2 separate regions of the Homo sapiens genome follow, and region 2 is linked to region 1. A link is an interaction called in ENCODE POLR2A ChIA-PET data of the cell type or tissue named here. Cell type or tissue: GM12878. All regions are shown on one strand.

Region 1 (8,000 bases):
GGAGGTCAAAGTCATAAAAGTGTGGGTCCTCCTCTATGACTGGGTCCCCTTGGAGTTTTGAACTCTTAGGCTAGTCCACACAGAGCTCCCAGAAATCGGTCGATTGTAGCTTAGATTTCTCTGCTGTGGTACTGGTTTCTGTGGAAGTTTCTGCTCATGGGTTTCTGGTTTGGTAGGTTGTGATTCTCTGTATTTGCATATCTGTCTCTTCAACTCTGGGGACAGTGATTTGCCATGTGACCTCACTTCTCTGATGGACTTCAGAAGAGTTGTTGATTTTTCAGTCTGTTCAGCTTTTCACTTGTTGTTAGGATGGGGTGATGACTTCCAAGCTCCTTAAATGCCAGACGGGAAACCAAACAATTGAGAAGTTTTAAATAGATGTCTTTTTAATCAGATTAAGGAATTTTTCGGCTGGGCACAGTGGCTCATGCCTGTAATCCCAGCACTTCGGGAGGCCGAGACAGTCGGATCATTTGAGACCAGGAGTTTGAGACCAGCCTGGCCAACACAGCAAAACCCCATCTCTACTAAAAATACAAAAATTAGCCGGACATGGTGGTACAAGTCTGTAATCCCAGCTACTCGGGAGGCTGAGGTACAAGAATCCCTTGAACCAGGAAGGTGGAGGTTGCAGTGAGTTGAGATTGTGCCACTGTATTTCAGCCTGGGCGACAGAGCCAGACTCCATCTCAAAAAAAAAAAAAAAAAAAAAAAAAAAGAGAGAGAGATTAAGGAAATTTCCTTTTACTTCTGATTTGTTAATAGTTAGGAAACTTTTTAAAAATCATAAATGGGTGTGGAATTTTATAAAATGCTTTTTCTGCATCTATGGAGAGGATAATAAGATTTTTCTCCTTTAACATTTAATATCAGTGGATTTTAAAATATAAAATCAGTCTTGAATTCCTGAGATAAACTCAACTTTGTTGTGTTGTGTTTTGCTTTTATTTATTTTTTATTTTTTTTTGAGACAAAGTCTCACTCTGTCACCCAGGTTGGAGTGCAGTGGCGTGATCTCGGCTCATCGCAACCTCCTCCTCTCAGGTTCAAGTGATTCTCCTGCCTCAGCGTCTCGAGTAGCTAGGACTACAGTTGCCTGCCACCATGCCCAACTGATTTTTGTATTTTTAGTAGAGATGGGGGTTTCACCGTGTTGGCTAGGTTGGTCTCGAACTCTTGACCTCAGGTGATCCGCCCGCTTTGGCCTCCTAAAGTGCTGGGATTACAGGTGTGAGCCACCGTGCCCGGTTGTTTTATTTTTTAAAAAATATGCTATCGCAAGAAAAAAAAATATGTGGTTGGATTTGGTTTGCTAATATTTGCTTGGGAGTTTTTGCATATTTATTCATGAATTAAATGGGCTTAGAATTTTAAATTCTCAAATTTTTCTTGTTTAGGTTTTGTTGTCAAAATCACACTGGCCTCATAACCGTGGAGTTGTTGAGTTGTTCCTCATTTTCTATTTCTTGGTACATTTTTAAAAATATTTCTTTGTTCCTTAAGTTTATTAGGATTCTCCTGTAAACTGTTTTGGCCTAGTGTTCTCTTTACTAGAAAATTTAGACTACTGGCCTAATCCATATTTCTTTTTATTTTGTAATCAGTTTTAAAAACCAATTTTTCTAAGAATGTATACATTTTCAATGTTATTAGCACAAAGCTGTTGAAGTACTCTCTTATCCGTCTAATCTCTGCTGTATTTATAGGTATCAGTTCCTTTTTGTGTTATTATTTATTGTGAATTTTCATATTTTTTCTTCATTATTCTTTTTAGAGGTGTTTTTAAATTACCCTCTTCAGAGGTTAAAAATAATTTTAATAACTTTTTTCTCTTTATTTGCTTGCTTTTTGTTTCATTAATTAATTAATTAATTAATATTATTATTATTATTTTGAGATGGAATCTCACTCTGTTGTCCATGCTGGAGGGCAGTGGTGTGATCTCAGCTGACTGCAAACTCTGCTTCCTGGGTTCAAGCAATTCTTATGTTTCAGCTTCCTGAGATGACAGGAGATGACAGGAGCCCACCACCATGCCTGGCTAATTTTTGTATTTTTATTAGACATGGAGTTTTGCCATGTTGGTCAGACTGGTCTCGAACATCTGGCCTCAAGCAATCCACCTGCCATGGACTCCCCAAGTGCTGGGATAACAGGCGTGAGCCACTGCACCCTACCTGTTTCAGTAATTTATGCATCTATCTTTATTATCTCCTCCCCTCTACCATACAGGTCCCTTTATTCTCCCTCTTTCTGTTATACTTCTCTTATATGTTACATATATGTGTGTGTATATATATATGAAAGCTCATTAGAAAATATTACAATTTTTGCTTTCAGTCACCAACATGTTTTAAGAAGCTCAACAGGAGAATAATGTATTCATTTAGATATTTACCATGTCTGTTTCTTTCATTTCTGATGTTTCCAGTTTCCTTCCAAATACCGTTTTTCTTCTTTCTGAAGAACTTTATCTAGGAATGCTTTTTTTTTTTTGAGACTGAGTCTTGCTCTGTCACCCAGGCTGGAGTACAATGGCATGATCTCGGTTCACTGCAAACTCTGCCTTCCGGGTTCAAGTGATTCTCCTGCCTCAGCCTCCCCAGTAGCTGGGATTACAGGTGCATGCCACCATGTCTGGCTAATTTTTGTATTTTTAGTAGAGACAGGGTTTCACCATGTGGTCAGGCTGGTCTTGAACTCCTGACCTCAGGTGATCCACCCACCTTGGCCTCCCAAAGTATTGGGATTACAGGCGGGAGCCACTGCGCCCGGCCCTAGCAATTTTTTTAGAGAGATCTGCTGGCAGTGAATGTTAGTTTTCCTTCCATTGAGAATGTCTTTATTTCATCTTCCTTTCTGAACAATATTTTTGCTGGCTGCAAAATTGTGGGTTGACAGGTCTGTTTTTTCAGCATTAAAAAAAATGTGCCACTTCCTTTTGGCCTCCATAGTTTCTGATGAGAAATCCATAGTCATTTCAATTTTTCTTTCTCTATGGGCATTGTGGCATTTTTCTTTTTCTTTTTTTTTTTTTTTTTTTTTTTGAGACGGAGTCTTGCTCTGTCACCTAGACTGGAGTACAATGGCATGATCTCGGCTCACTGCAACCTCTGCCTCCCCGGTTCAAGTAATTCTCCTGCCTTAGCCTCCTGAGTAGCTGGGATTACAGGTCTGCACCACCACGCTTGGCTAATTTTTGTATTTTTGGGAGAGACGGGGTTTCACCATGTTGGCCAGGCTGGCTTTGAACTCTTGATCTCGTGATCCACCCGCCTATGCCTCCCAAAGTGCGGGGATTACAGGCGTGAGCCACCGCACCCTGCATTGTGGCACTTTTCTCTGATTGTTTTAGAGATGTTTTCTTTGTTTTCAGAGGTTTGCTTATGATGTATCTTGGCATTGATTTCTTTGAATTTATCCTAAATTCAAAGAAATTCAAAGATAAATTTCTTTGAATTTATCTCTAAATTTATACTGTTTGCTAAATTTGGGAGTTTATATATAACTTTATGGTGTCACTTTGCCAAGCCCCTTCTTCTTCATGATTTCTTTCACCATGTTGCCCAGGCTGGTCTCGAACTCCTGAGCCCAGGCAATCCACCTGCCTCGGCCTCTCAAAGTGCTAAGATTACAGGCATGAGCCACCATGCCCAGCCACTTGTTCAGGGCTTTCTTATATGCTGGGGCTCATCTTTCTAGTCCTCTTGCCAGAAATCTGGGCTTTCATTCCCCTTATCTGTGATGCATCTTCTACCAGTGTACCATGGCTGGGGCCAAGCAGCAGGAGGACTGAAGAGGGGAAAATGGTCAACTTCCTGCCAGCTCAGCAGTAATCTGAATTCTTGTCTTCTGATTTTTTCTGCCTGCTGCTATTTACTTTTTTTTTTTTTTTTTTTTTGAGACAAGGTCTTGTCGCTCTGTCACCCAGGCTGGAGTACAGTGGCATGATCATGGCTCACTGCAGCCTTGACCTCCCTGGGCTCAAGCAATTCTCCCATCTCAGCCTCCCAAGTAGCTTGGACCACAGGCATGCACCACCATGTCCGGCTATTTGTTTTTGTATTTTGTAGAGATGGGTTTTCATCCCCGTCTTGACCTCTTGAGCTTGAGCAATCTGCCCACCTGGGCTTCTCAAAGTACTGGGATTACAGGTGTGAGCCACAGCTCCTGGCAGGTTATTTACTTTTTATTTTTTTGAGACGGAGTCTCTGTTGCCCAGGCTGGAGTGCGATGGCACTATCTTGGCTCACCGCAACCTCTGCCTCCCAGGTTCAAGCGATTCTCCTGCCTCAGCCTCCCAAGTAGCTGGGATTATGGGCGTGTGCCACCATACCTGGCTAATTTTTGTATTTTTACAAAGAGACAGGGTATTTCCATGTTGGCTAGGCTGGTCTCAAACTCCTGACCTCAGGTGATCCGCCTGTCTGGCCTCCCAAAGTGCTGGGATTACAGGCGTGAGCCACCGCGCCCGGCTATTTACTTTTTAGAGTCCTCAGCTTCTCTGTGCATTGTGTTCTGGCATTTGGTGGGGGAGACAGGATGGAATGTGGTTACTCCATCTTCCCCAGAGCTGGAATTTTAGAGTAGGTCTTTGTAAACAAAACTCTCAGTTGCGGGTTTTGAGGACCACCAAATTTCCAGCTTGAGTTATTTAGGGCCACTAAAGCAGATAAGAACAGCAGACTCACATGTGGGCTGGCTTGAGGTTACAGATTCTCAGGGTAGGTTTTTCCCTTTTATGCTATGCCAAGCCTCAAGACAGCAATCTTCTCTGCAATCCCTGGTCTAGTTCACCTTTCCACTAAGAGTGAGCTAGCGTTGGCCAGGTGCGGTGGCTCAAGCCTGTAATTCCAGCACTTTGGGAGGCCGAGGCGGGTGGATTGCCTGAGGACAGGAGTTGGAGAACAGCCTGACCAACATGGTGAAACCTGGTCTCTACTAAAAATACAAAAATTAGCCAGGCGTGGTGGTGGGTGCCTGTAACCCCAGCCACTTGGGAGGCTGAAACAGGAGAATCGCTTGAACCTGGGAGGCGGAGGTTGCAGTGAGCCAAGATCGCGCCATTGTACTTCAGCCTGGGCAACAAGAGCGAAACTCTGTGTCAAAAAAAAAAAAAAAAAAAAAAAAAAAAAAGAGTACGCTAGCGTTACAGGAAGCTCTAGGTGTTTCTTATTAGACTCTCCATCTTATCTCCTGTTTCCTGCACTTCTCAGATTACTGAGCTTGACCAATGTCCTCAAGGTAAACGTTGATTTTGGTGCTCGCTAGGTAATTAATTTTACTTAAATCTCTTCACATTCTTGACTTTACTTAGTATTGCCCTCCAAGTATTCCTTAGTTTCTTGGTTGTCTTCAACAAATTATTATTATTTAAAAAGTAGTTTGTTCAATATTTTGGGTTGTTTTCAGCAATTGGATGTGTCAGCTTAGCAGTCTACCATATTGCTGGAAACGGAAGTCTCTAGAAACATGCTTTGAGTTCCTCATCATGCTCATTACTTTGCTAGTCTTGGAAAAGGTAACTTTATAAATATGTGATGCTTTCCTTAAGAGGCTTCTCATTTTAATATATTTATTTAATTTGTCTTATTTGAAACAACATTTGGAGATGATAATGAAATACAGTATTTTTTTAGACTTTGCCTATTCATCACTTGTATTTATCTATACAAATGTAGCCAACACTGAATGCCTGATATGCAAATGAAATAAGATATGCGAAAGTACTTTGAAAATGGTAAAGCACTATATAAATGTAAGATGTTATTATCTAAATAATTGAAAGTCTTTTTATATTGGATCAGATCATGGATTACTGGTGAGGACTCAATGAAAAAGAAAATTCATAACAAATGCCTAGTGGAAGCCACAGAGGCTGACGAGGAGACGAGTACCAGGTGTTCCTCACCTGATGCCCAGCACCTCCTTTCACAGGTTTCAAGGAGCTTCTGCACATGAACTTGAACTAGAGTTTCTTACAAAGCAAGTGGAGGGAGTCAGTTAAGCAAAGCATTCCTTGGGGCCAGGCGCGGTGGCTCATGCCTGTAATCCCAGTACTTTGGGAGGCTAAGGCAGGTAGATCACCTGAGGTCAGGAGTTCGAGACCAACCTGGCCAACATGGTGAAACCCCGTCTCTACTAAAAATACAAAATTAGCTGAGCGTGGTGGTGCACACTTGTAGTCCCAGCTACTCAGGAGGCTGAGGCAGGAGAATCGCTTGGACCTGGGAGGTGGAGGCTGCAGTGAGCCAAGTGCACTCCAGCCTGGGCGAGACAGAGTGAGACTCCGTCTCAAAAAACAAAAAAACATTCCTCGGAAAATTGAATTGCTGGATTTGATTTCTGTACAGTCATGACTCTGGGCTGTTTAAAGGGTGTTTTATAGTTTGTTGACAGTGATGGGAGGACATGCTGATGTGTTATTTGTGGTATTTACAGGGTCTGACATCAGGAACAAAACATGTGTTTCCATATTTTGGACTCTTTCTCGTTGGCTCCTCCATGGTGGCACATCTACATTTTATATCTCAGAGGACTGTGAAGTTTGGCATTCTCTGTGCACCTTACTGAAACCCATGGAGGGCACAGGGTTTAGAATGGTTAGGAATGCAGGCTTTGGAGGCAGCCACCCCTGGGCTCATGCTCGGCTCTGCTGCCTTGAGCTACGTGACCTTGGCGAGTTCCTTCCCCTCTCTGAGCCTGGTTTTCCTCACCTGCAAATGGAGATCATCATCCTCAGCTCCTGTAGCTTTGGTGAGACTTCAGTGAAGCCAGCCACAGAGTGTGTAACTCAGTGATTGGCACATAGGGGCCTTTCAGTAAGAAACGACCCGCCTATCATCCTCATGCTATGTTCAGGGCAGTGATTCTCAACCTTGGCTGACCATTAGCCTCGCCTGGGGAGCTTTGAAAAACTCTGTGGTTCAGGCTACACCCAGAACCATCACGGCAGAATCTCTGGGTGTGCCATTAGGATGAGACCCACTGTGGGGGCCATCGAGGAGAAGAGCAGGGCTGTCAAGGCTTGTGTGGAGATGCTAACACTCCTGCAGGAACCCCCTCCGCTACCCAACCAGCTCACCCTCCACATGCTAGTCTCGTGGGGGCTCCAAGGGGCAGAGCTGCTGGTGGGGGGATAGCCCAGTGTGTGCCACGGCCTTGAGGTTGCAGGGGGCAAGGATGACTTGAGGAAGCAGAGGAGGGCCACGGAGGCTGCAGGGCAGAAGGTGGGTGATATGGTTTGGATATGTGGCCCCACCGAGATCGCATGTGTAACCCCAATGTTAGAGGTGGGGCTTGGTGGCGGGTGATTGGATCATGGGGGTGAGTGGATCCCTCATGAATGGCCTGGGCTGTCCCCTTGGTAATAAGTGAGCTCCGCTCTCAGTTCACATGAGATTTGGTCGCTTAAAAGGGTGTGGCCCCTCCCCACACACTCTCTCTCTCGCTTGCTCCTGCTTTCGCCATGTGACGTGCCTGCTCCTGCTTTGCCTTCCGCCATGATTGGAAGCTTCCTGAGGCCTCCCTAGAAGCCAAGCAGATGCCAGCACCATGCTTCCTGTACAGCCTGCAGAACCATGAGCCAATTAAACCTCTTTTCTTCATAAATTATCCAGTCTCAAGTATTTCTTTATGACAATGTAAGAATGGCCTAATACAGTGGGTGAGAGAGGCCCATGGTGAGACAGGAGAGGTCTGTGGGTGCCCTGTGGGATTTATGTTCATAGGATCACTCTGGCTTCAATGTGGGAGGAGAGTCCTTGGGGGAAGGAGGCTATTGCTGTGTTTTCATTGAGACTGGCCGTGCTAGCTTAGTCTAGGAGTCCATGTGGAGGGGAGTGGACAGATGCAAGAGACATCCTGTGGGTAGAGTGGACAAGACTCGTGCGGAGTTGAAGGGGCAGACGAGGACCTAGGTAGACAGATGCCGTGCTTGGATGTTTGTTTTCTCCAAATCTCATGTTGAAATTTGATCCCCAGCACCACCAGTGGGG
Region 2 (8,000 bases), 370 kb before region 1:
ACTGTAATAATTTACATAGACTCCACTGAGATTCTACATTAATATATTAAGAAACTGTATCCAAACACTGAAATTCCAAACCATGTCTAAAGAGAAAAATGTTGGTGAGGAGGAGAATACAGGGAGGGGTGTCCAAAAACGTTTCTCTTGGAAGCATTTGGCCTGTTCAGGTTCCTTCCTCCTTCTGCCTACCAATTACACATGCTGCTGGTAAAATCATCATCCTGACCCATGGCCCTTGTGGAAACAGCATGTGCTCATAAAACCCAGTTATCAAGATTCATTCTGTCCTATGTCCCCATCAGGACTGCCACATAGAATCGAAGATGCTCAGTTAAGCTTGTATTTCAGATAAACAGCAAATCATTTTTAAGTAAGTATGCCCCCATGCATGTCTCATACTTATACTAAAAAAAAAAAAAAAAAAGATTGGCTGTTTATCTGAAATCCAAAGTTCACTATGCATTTGGTATTTTTGTTTGCTGAATCTGGCAACACTACACAAAGGTAAAGGGTCCCCAACAGACTCCCAGACTTCCACAGTAAGCTTCTTTCTTGTTGGAGCTTTGGATACAAGCTACTGGAAAAGGCCAGGTCTCTGGGGAGTTTCTAATAAATACTGTTGATCTTGATACCCTGTTTGTTTCAGGAATGTTTAGTGTTCAGCAAGGTTGCATAACTAGCTGTTCATCAGGAGAGGAGAACTCAGCTTTCGTGCAGTGTTCAGCGCTGTAACATCTAAAGAGCTGACCCAGAGAGGTTGTTTTCCTGTGAGTAAAGCAGTACAGTAGATAAGCACCTTGCTGTAGACTGCTCTTTTTGTTTGCTTCTCTAATCAGCTGAATTTAATATTCATCTCAACTGCTTTTGCGTTGACACAATTATGATTTTGCTCTGATTCAAGAAAACCTTCCAAAAATGAAGCAGAGCTACCACCTTTTTGAACAGAGATGCGCCTTGCCCACATACTATCATTACATTTCCTGATTAAAAAAAAAAAAAAATCTTCCAACACTTTACACCACACCAAGAGAATATTTTATACCAATCCATTAATGCTCAGCCAAGATCCTCAAAACACTTTACAACTGGCTTATGACACACAAAAGATGAATAAATCAAGGGCTTTCTTTTTTTAGTTTAATTTTTAATTTTTGTGGGTACATACAATATTTTGATACAGGCACACGTGTAACAATCACATCAGGGTGAATGGGGTATCTATCACTTCAAACATTTATCCTTTCTTTCAAACACTTATCCTTTATTGCTAGGGCTTTGTTTCTTAAATTGTCAACCATCCATTTCCTAAGATGTCCATTACCACAGACACAGGCTGGAACAGCACGACCTCTCTGATGCTAAGTATTAAAGTTAGATTCTGCTCCCTAGTGTTGAAGAAAAGTCAGATTTTAAGATTTATTTCTCACCAGAAAAGAGAACTTCTACCATTGCTTGGAAACAGAAGCACTGAAATAAAAGGTGAGTGGGCAGAATACTGACACACACAGCTCTGTTCAGAGCATACTCTGGGGTTTAGGTTGAAAGAAAAAAAAAACTGAAAACCACTCTGCTGTCTACGGACAAGGTAAAGAGGACTTCAAGGTTACTTACCATATTTGAACCCCTCAACTACCCCTTCAACAAGAAGTAGAGAGCAGGAGTACCTAGGAAGGACACGGGTGACTGGCGCACGGCCATAAATCTTGGATAAATCTTGGGAAAGTTGATTACAGAAACTGGGTCATTCTTGTCATACCCAACTAAATCAGAGTCAAGGGACCAAGGGGAAAAAGTGCTCGGGGCACACAACACCTGCTCCAAGAATTCAGTTTATTACAAGCCCAGCTGCTGAGACTGCCTGTTGTAACCTGAAGCCAGTTTTATTTAATAGCTACTAAAACAATCTGCCGTGACTCTAAGACTAATCTTACCCACCACTGTCACTCACCAATCAGAGCTTGCTAGCCAGCTCTCCAAAACTTGACTAGTGCCAATGAACTTTCTTTCAGAACAATATGTAACATTTCTCCTTTTTATAAAATGTACTAGACAGGACACGGCGGGTAACACCTGTAATCCCAGCACTTTGGGAGGCCGAGGTAAGAGGATCACTCAAGCCCAGGAGTTTGAGACCAGCCAGGGCAAAATAGGGAGTCTCCATCTCTACAAAAAAATCAAAAAATGAGGTGGGAGAACTGCTTGAGCATAGGAGGTTGAGGCTGCAACGAGCCATGATTGTGCCACTGTACTACTACCTGGGTGACAGAGCAAGACCCTGCGTCCAAAAAAAAAAAAAAAAGGCGGGGGCCAGGTGCAGTGGTTCACGCCTATAATCCCAGCACTTTGGGAGGCCAAGGCAGGCAGAACACCTGAGGTCGGGAGTTCGAGACCAGCCTGACCAACATGGAGAAATCCTGTCTAAAAATACAAAATTAGCCAGGCGTGGTGGCACTTTCCTATAATACCAGCTACTCAAAAGGCTGAGACAGGAGAATCCCTTGAACCTGGGAGAAGGAGGGTGCAGTGAGGCGAGATCACGCCATTGCACTCCAGCCTGGGCAACAAGAGCGAAACTCCGTCTCAAAAAAAAAAAAAAAAAAAAAAGCCCAGGAGCAGTGGCTTATGCCTGTAATCCCAGCACTTTGGGAGGCCGAGGTGGGCAGATCAAAAGTTCAGGAGTTCGAGACCAGTCTGGCCAATATGGTGAAACCCCATCTCTACTAAAAATACAAAAATTAGCCAGGTGTAGTGGCAGGCGCCTGTAGTCCCAGCTACTCAGGAGGCTGAGGCAGGAGAATCGCTTGGACCCGGGAGGCGGAGGTTGCAGTGAGCCGAGATGGTGCAACTGCACTCCAGCCTGGGCGACTGAGTGAGACTCCGTCTCAAAAACTAAAAGAAAAAATCCACGTTTCTCTTTGTTCTTTGTTCTTTGGATATACCAAAGACGATCTAGTCTGTGCGGATGCCCTGAACTGCAATTCTTGCTTCCCAAATAAAATGTTACACTTAGACATTCATCTGCACATTTTATTTTTATTTTGACACTGTAAACCACTATTAATTGCTAATGTTACAAATATTAATTATGGGTAATAATAGCTCAGGAGATTACTATATTTACCTTAGGTTACAAAAGAGATCAGAGAAACTAAAACATGACATGAAATCATCAAACTCTAAAGGACCAGTTAAATTCCTGTAGTCCAGACCAGTGGTTCTCCACCACTTCAGACCCAATGATCTCTTTTGTATTGCCCCATAAATATCCTGAAATGGAATTCACAGATAACATTACCTACTCATATAATTTTTTAATGTCAACAAAGTGCCTATTTAAATTTTAAAAAGTTATTTATAATAAGATAATATGTACTTCAATTATGTAAATGTTTAGGCATGACAACACAACACTAGACGATATAATGAAGTAAGCAGTTATTCCAAGGCTAAGAATCCAAATACAGTCATGCACCACATAATGACGTGTAGATCAACAATGGACCGCATATGCTACAGTGGTCCCATAATCACACTGGAGCTGAAAAAATCCTATCTCCTAGTGAAGCTGTAGCTGTCTTAATGCTGTAGTACAACATAATACTCGTGTTTGTGGTGATGCTGGTGTAAACAAGCCTACTACACTGCCAGTCACATAAAAGTATAGCACATACAATTATGTATAGTACATAATATTTGATAATGATAATAAATGGCTATGTTACTAGTTTAAGTGTTCACTATACTATACTTTTTATCATTATGTTAGAGTGTACTCCTTCTATTTTTTCTTTTTTTTTTGAGACACAGTTTCACTCTGCTGACCAAGCTGGAGTGCAATGGTGTGATCTTGGCTCACTGCAACCTCCACCTCCCAGGTTCAAGTGATTCTCATGCCTCAACCTTCCCAGTAGCTAGGATTACAGGTGCATGCCACCATGCCCAGCTAATTTTTCTGTTTTTAGTAGAGACGGGGTTTAACCATGTTGGCCAGGGTGGTCCCGAACTCTTGACTTCAGGTGATCCTCCTGCCTCAGCCTCCCAAAGTGCTGGGATTACAGGCATGAGCTGCTGTGCCCAGCAAACTCCTACTTATTAAAAAAAAAAAAAAAAAAAGTTAATTGTAAACTACCCTCAGGCAGGTCCTTCAGGAGGTATTCTGGAAGAAGGCTCAGGTCCAGTGCAGTGGCTCATGCCTATAATCTCAGCAATTTGGGAAGCCAAGGCAGGCAGATCACCTGAGATCAGGAGGTCGAGACCAGAATGGCCAACATGGCGAAACCCCGTCTCCACTAAAAATACAAAAATTAGCTGGGCATGGTGACATGCGCCTGTAGTCCCAGCTACTCGGAAGACTGAGGCAGGAGAATCACTTGAACCTGGGAGGCAGAGGTTGCAGTGAGCCGAGGTTGTGCCACTGCACTCCAGCGTGGGTGACGGAGCAAGACTCTGTCTCCAAAAAAAAAAAAAAAAAAAGTACCGGGCATGGTGGCTCACGCCTATAATCCCAGCACTTTGGGAGGCTGAGGAGGGTTGATCACGAGGTCAGGGGTTCGACACCAGCCTGGCCAACATGGTGAAATCCCATCTCTACTAAAAATACAAAAATTACCCAGGTGTGGTGGCGCATGCCTGTAATCTCAGCTACTCAGGAGGCTAAGGCAAGAGAATCGTTGGAACCCAGGCAGTGCAGTGAGCTGAGATCATGCCACTGCACACCAGCCTGGGTGACAGAGCAAGAATCCATCCCAAAAAAAAAAAAAATTTAAAGTTTATAACATAAAAAAGTTACAGGAAGCTAAAGTTAATTTATTATTAAAGAAAGAAAAAACTTCTAAGTTTAGTGTAGCCTAAGGCTACAGTGTTTCCAAAGTCTACAGTAGGGTACAAGAATGTCCCAGCCTTCACATTCACTCACCACTCACTCACTTACCCAGAGCAACTTCCAGTCCTACAAGGTCCATTCACGCTAAGTGCCCTATGCAGGCATACCATTTTCTATCTTTTTTTTTTTTATGATGAGATCTCATTGTGTTGCCTAGGCTGGTCTTGAAACTCCTGGGCTTAAACAATCCTAATGACTCAGCCACCCAAGTAGCTGGTACTAACAGGCACATACCACCCGTACCACCCCACACTGCTTAATTTTTTTTTTTTCTTGAGCCGGAGTCTTGCTCTGTCACGCAGGCTGGAGTGCAGTGGCACGACCTCAGCTCACTGCAACCTCCACCTCCCAGGTTCAAGCAATTCTCCTGCCTCAGCCTCCTGAGTAGCTGGGACTACAGGCGCCCGCCACCACGCCTGGCTAATTTTTATATTTTTAGTAGAGATAGGGTTTCATCATATTGTCCAGGCTGGTCTTGAACTCCTGACCTCGTGATCCGCCTGCCTTGGCCTCCCAAAGTGCTGGGATTACAGGCGTGAGCCAACGCACCCGGCCAATTTTTTATTTTTACTGTACCTTTTCTATGTTTAGATAAATACTTACCATTGTGTTACAATTGCCTACAGTATTCAGCACAGTAACATGCTGTACAGGTTTATAGCCTAAAAGCAATAGGCTATGCCATACAGTAGCCTAGGTGTGCAGTAGGCTACACCACGCAGGTTTGTTAAGTATACTATGATGTTCACACAATGATGAAACCACCTAACAGGCATTTCTCAGAACACATCCCCTTCATTAAGCAATGCATGACTATACTGACTCAATGTCCCTGAACCAAGGCTTCCCATTAGCATTTCAGGACAAACCCTGCATCACCCAGGACTTGAAGCAATTCTTGATTTTTCTGCTCAGAGCAACCAAGACTTTGAAAATATCACTGTATCCAGAGACCATTAAAGACCATAAAAGTATGGACAATTTGGGCAAGCTTTTACAAGAAGGAAGTAGGCTGGGGTAAGTTCCAAATAAAAAGTCCTTTCACAGGGGGTGGTGGCTCACACCTGTAATCCCAGCACTTTGGGAGGCCGAGGCCAGTGGACTGCCTGAGGTCAGGAGTTCGAGAACAGTCTGGCCAACCTGGTGAAATCCCCGTCTCTACTAAAAATACAAAAAAATTGGCCAGACGTGGTAGCGTTCGCCTGTGATCCCAGCTACTCAGGAGGCTGAGGCAGGGGAATTGCTTGAACCAGGGAGGTGGAGGTTGCAGTGAGCCAAGATCACGCCACTGCACTCCAGCCTTGGCCACAGAGTGAGACTACATCTCAAAAAAAAGAAAAAAGTCCTTTCACTGGAGGGTTTGTAAGGTCATGGTCCAGGTACCTAAGGAATCTGTGGGCCTGGCTAAAATATTTCTCCCTAACCATATAACCTGAACAGCTCTGAACAAATTCAGAGATGGCAAGTCTACAAGTAGAGTTGGCCTTTTAAGAACACCCTGACTTTCTAAAATTATGAAATAGTGGACCAGGAGATATGCTGTGTGGTTACCTAATTCTGACCTTCATTTTAAAGGTTAGTAAACTTGTCTTGTTCAGGACCATAAAGACTGTTAAAAGTGGGGCTGGTGCAGTGGCTCACATCTGTAATCCCAGCACTTTGAGAAGCCGAGGTGGGAGGATCGCTTGAGGCCAGGAGTTTGAGACCAGCCTGGGCAGCATAGAAAAACTTCATCTCTTTTTTATTTTTATTTTTTTAAATTAGCTGGGTGTGCTGGTGCACGCCTGTAGTCCCAGCTACTCAGGAGACTGAGGCGCGAAGATCACTTGAGCCCAGGAGTTCAGGGTGACAGTGAGTCATGATCATGCCACTGCATTCCAGTCTAGGCGAGACAATGTCTCAAAAAATAAACAAATAAACCAACCAAACAAACAAAAAAGACTGTTAAAAACAGGCTAGAGGCCCCCTGATTTCCAGGGCAGTATTGTGTTCACTGTACCATACTTAAGGAAAAACAGCTTACTAGGGAAAGATCGTTTTCAGAAATTGAAAACTAATAAAAATCAACAACAACAACAAAAATTTAGAAGACAGGCTCTGCCTGAAGGCTCCCCAGCACCCTTTTCAGGGCTTCATGCAGTTTTTCTGACATCAGGCGATCAAAAATAATAATAGAAATGCAATGTGACAGGCCGGGCGTGGTGGCTCACACCTGTAATCCCAGCATTTTGGGAGGCTGAGGCGGGCGGATCACAAGGTCAGGAGTTCGGGACCAGCCTGGCCAATATGGTGAAACCTCGTCTCCACTAAAAGTACAGAAATTAGCCAGGCGTGGTCGTGGGCACCTGTAATCCCAGCTACTCAGGAGGCTGAGGCAGGAGAATTGCTTGAACCTAGGAGGTGGAGGTTGCAGTGAGCTGAGATTGTGCCACTGCACTCCAGCTGGGCGACAGAGTGAGACTCCGTCTCAAAAAAAAAAAAAAAAAGACAAAGAAATGCAATGTGACATGTAACTCTTCCTATGATAAGAAATTTATTTAATGGTGGCTCAACATTCCACTATTCAGATGTTCTGTATTTTGTGTAATCAATTCCTTCTTACTGGAAATCTAGGCTGTTTCTCTTTTCTATTATTTACTTACTGGATTGTAAATTGGTAATGAGCCAGAAAGGTTTACATTCATCCAATTTAAAGGACTGTTAAAAAAAAAAAAAAAAAAAAAAAGGACGAAGAAAGCAACGCCATGCATAAGGTCAAGAGTCAGAATTTTTTTAAAAAAGGGAAAAATGCTACAAACAGCAGCAATTAAGCCACAAATAAAATAACTGCCTTTTTGGAATACAACAAATTCCATAATATAACTACTCCATGAGCCAAACATTTCTTCCTCTCCATCCCTCCTTATTCAAGTATTAAATATAATCTTGACTAAATGACCGTGCTGATTCATAATGAAAAGTTACCTGCATTTAAAATACACAGTCCCTTCGTGGCTCCCATCATGCTTTCCTCTCTCGGGATTGTCCCATTCTACTCCTAACCAGGGTCCTAGCAGAACAAGAAAAACCAAATGAGTAACAGATGATGATACAGGCAATGCTCCAGTTTTCTGCA

What was found. Peaks named below come from ENCODE experiments on the same cell type or tissue, not always from the same donor. Only the 100,000 strongest peaks of a DNase experiment are listed, where the experiment ranks them.
Region 2: POLR2A ChIA-PET joins it to region 1 with 5 read pairs; 2 of 35 experiments call an interaction of 5 or more read pairs at or near these places.

The regions. Positions count from the first base shown.
Region 1 is chr1:235,027,199-235,035,198 of GRCh38, reverse strand. No RefSeq gene overlaps it. Among named protein-coding and RNA genes, the nearest start is that of LINC01348, 39 kb to the left of the region's middle. In GM12878, no CTCF peak of the experiment used is centred here; a DNase peak (open chromatin) is centred at 172; H3K4me3 peaks cover 517 bases; H3K27ac peaks cover 958 bases.
Region 2 is chr1:235,401,437-235,409,436 of GRCh38, reverse strand. It overlaps TBCE (tubulin folding cofactor E), which reads right to left. Exons shown (of 17, transcript NM_003193.5): 3 at 7,850-7,934. Among named protein-coding and RNA genes, the nearest start is that of TBCE, 38 kb to the right of the region's middle. In GM12878, no CTCF peak of the experiment used is centred here; no DNase peak of the experiment used is centred here.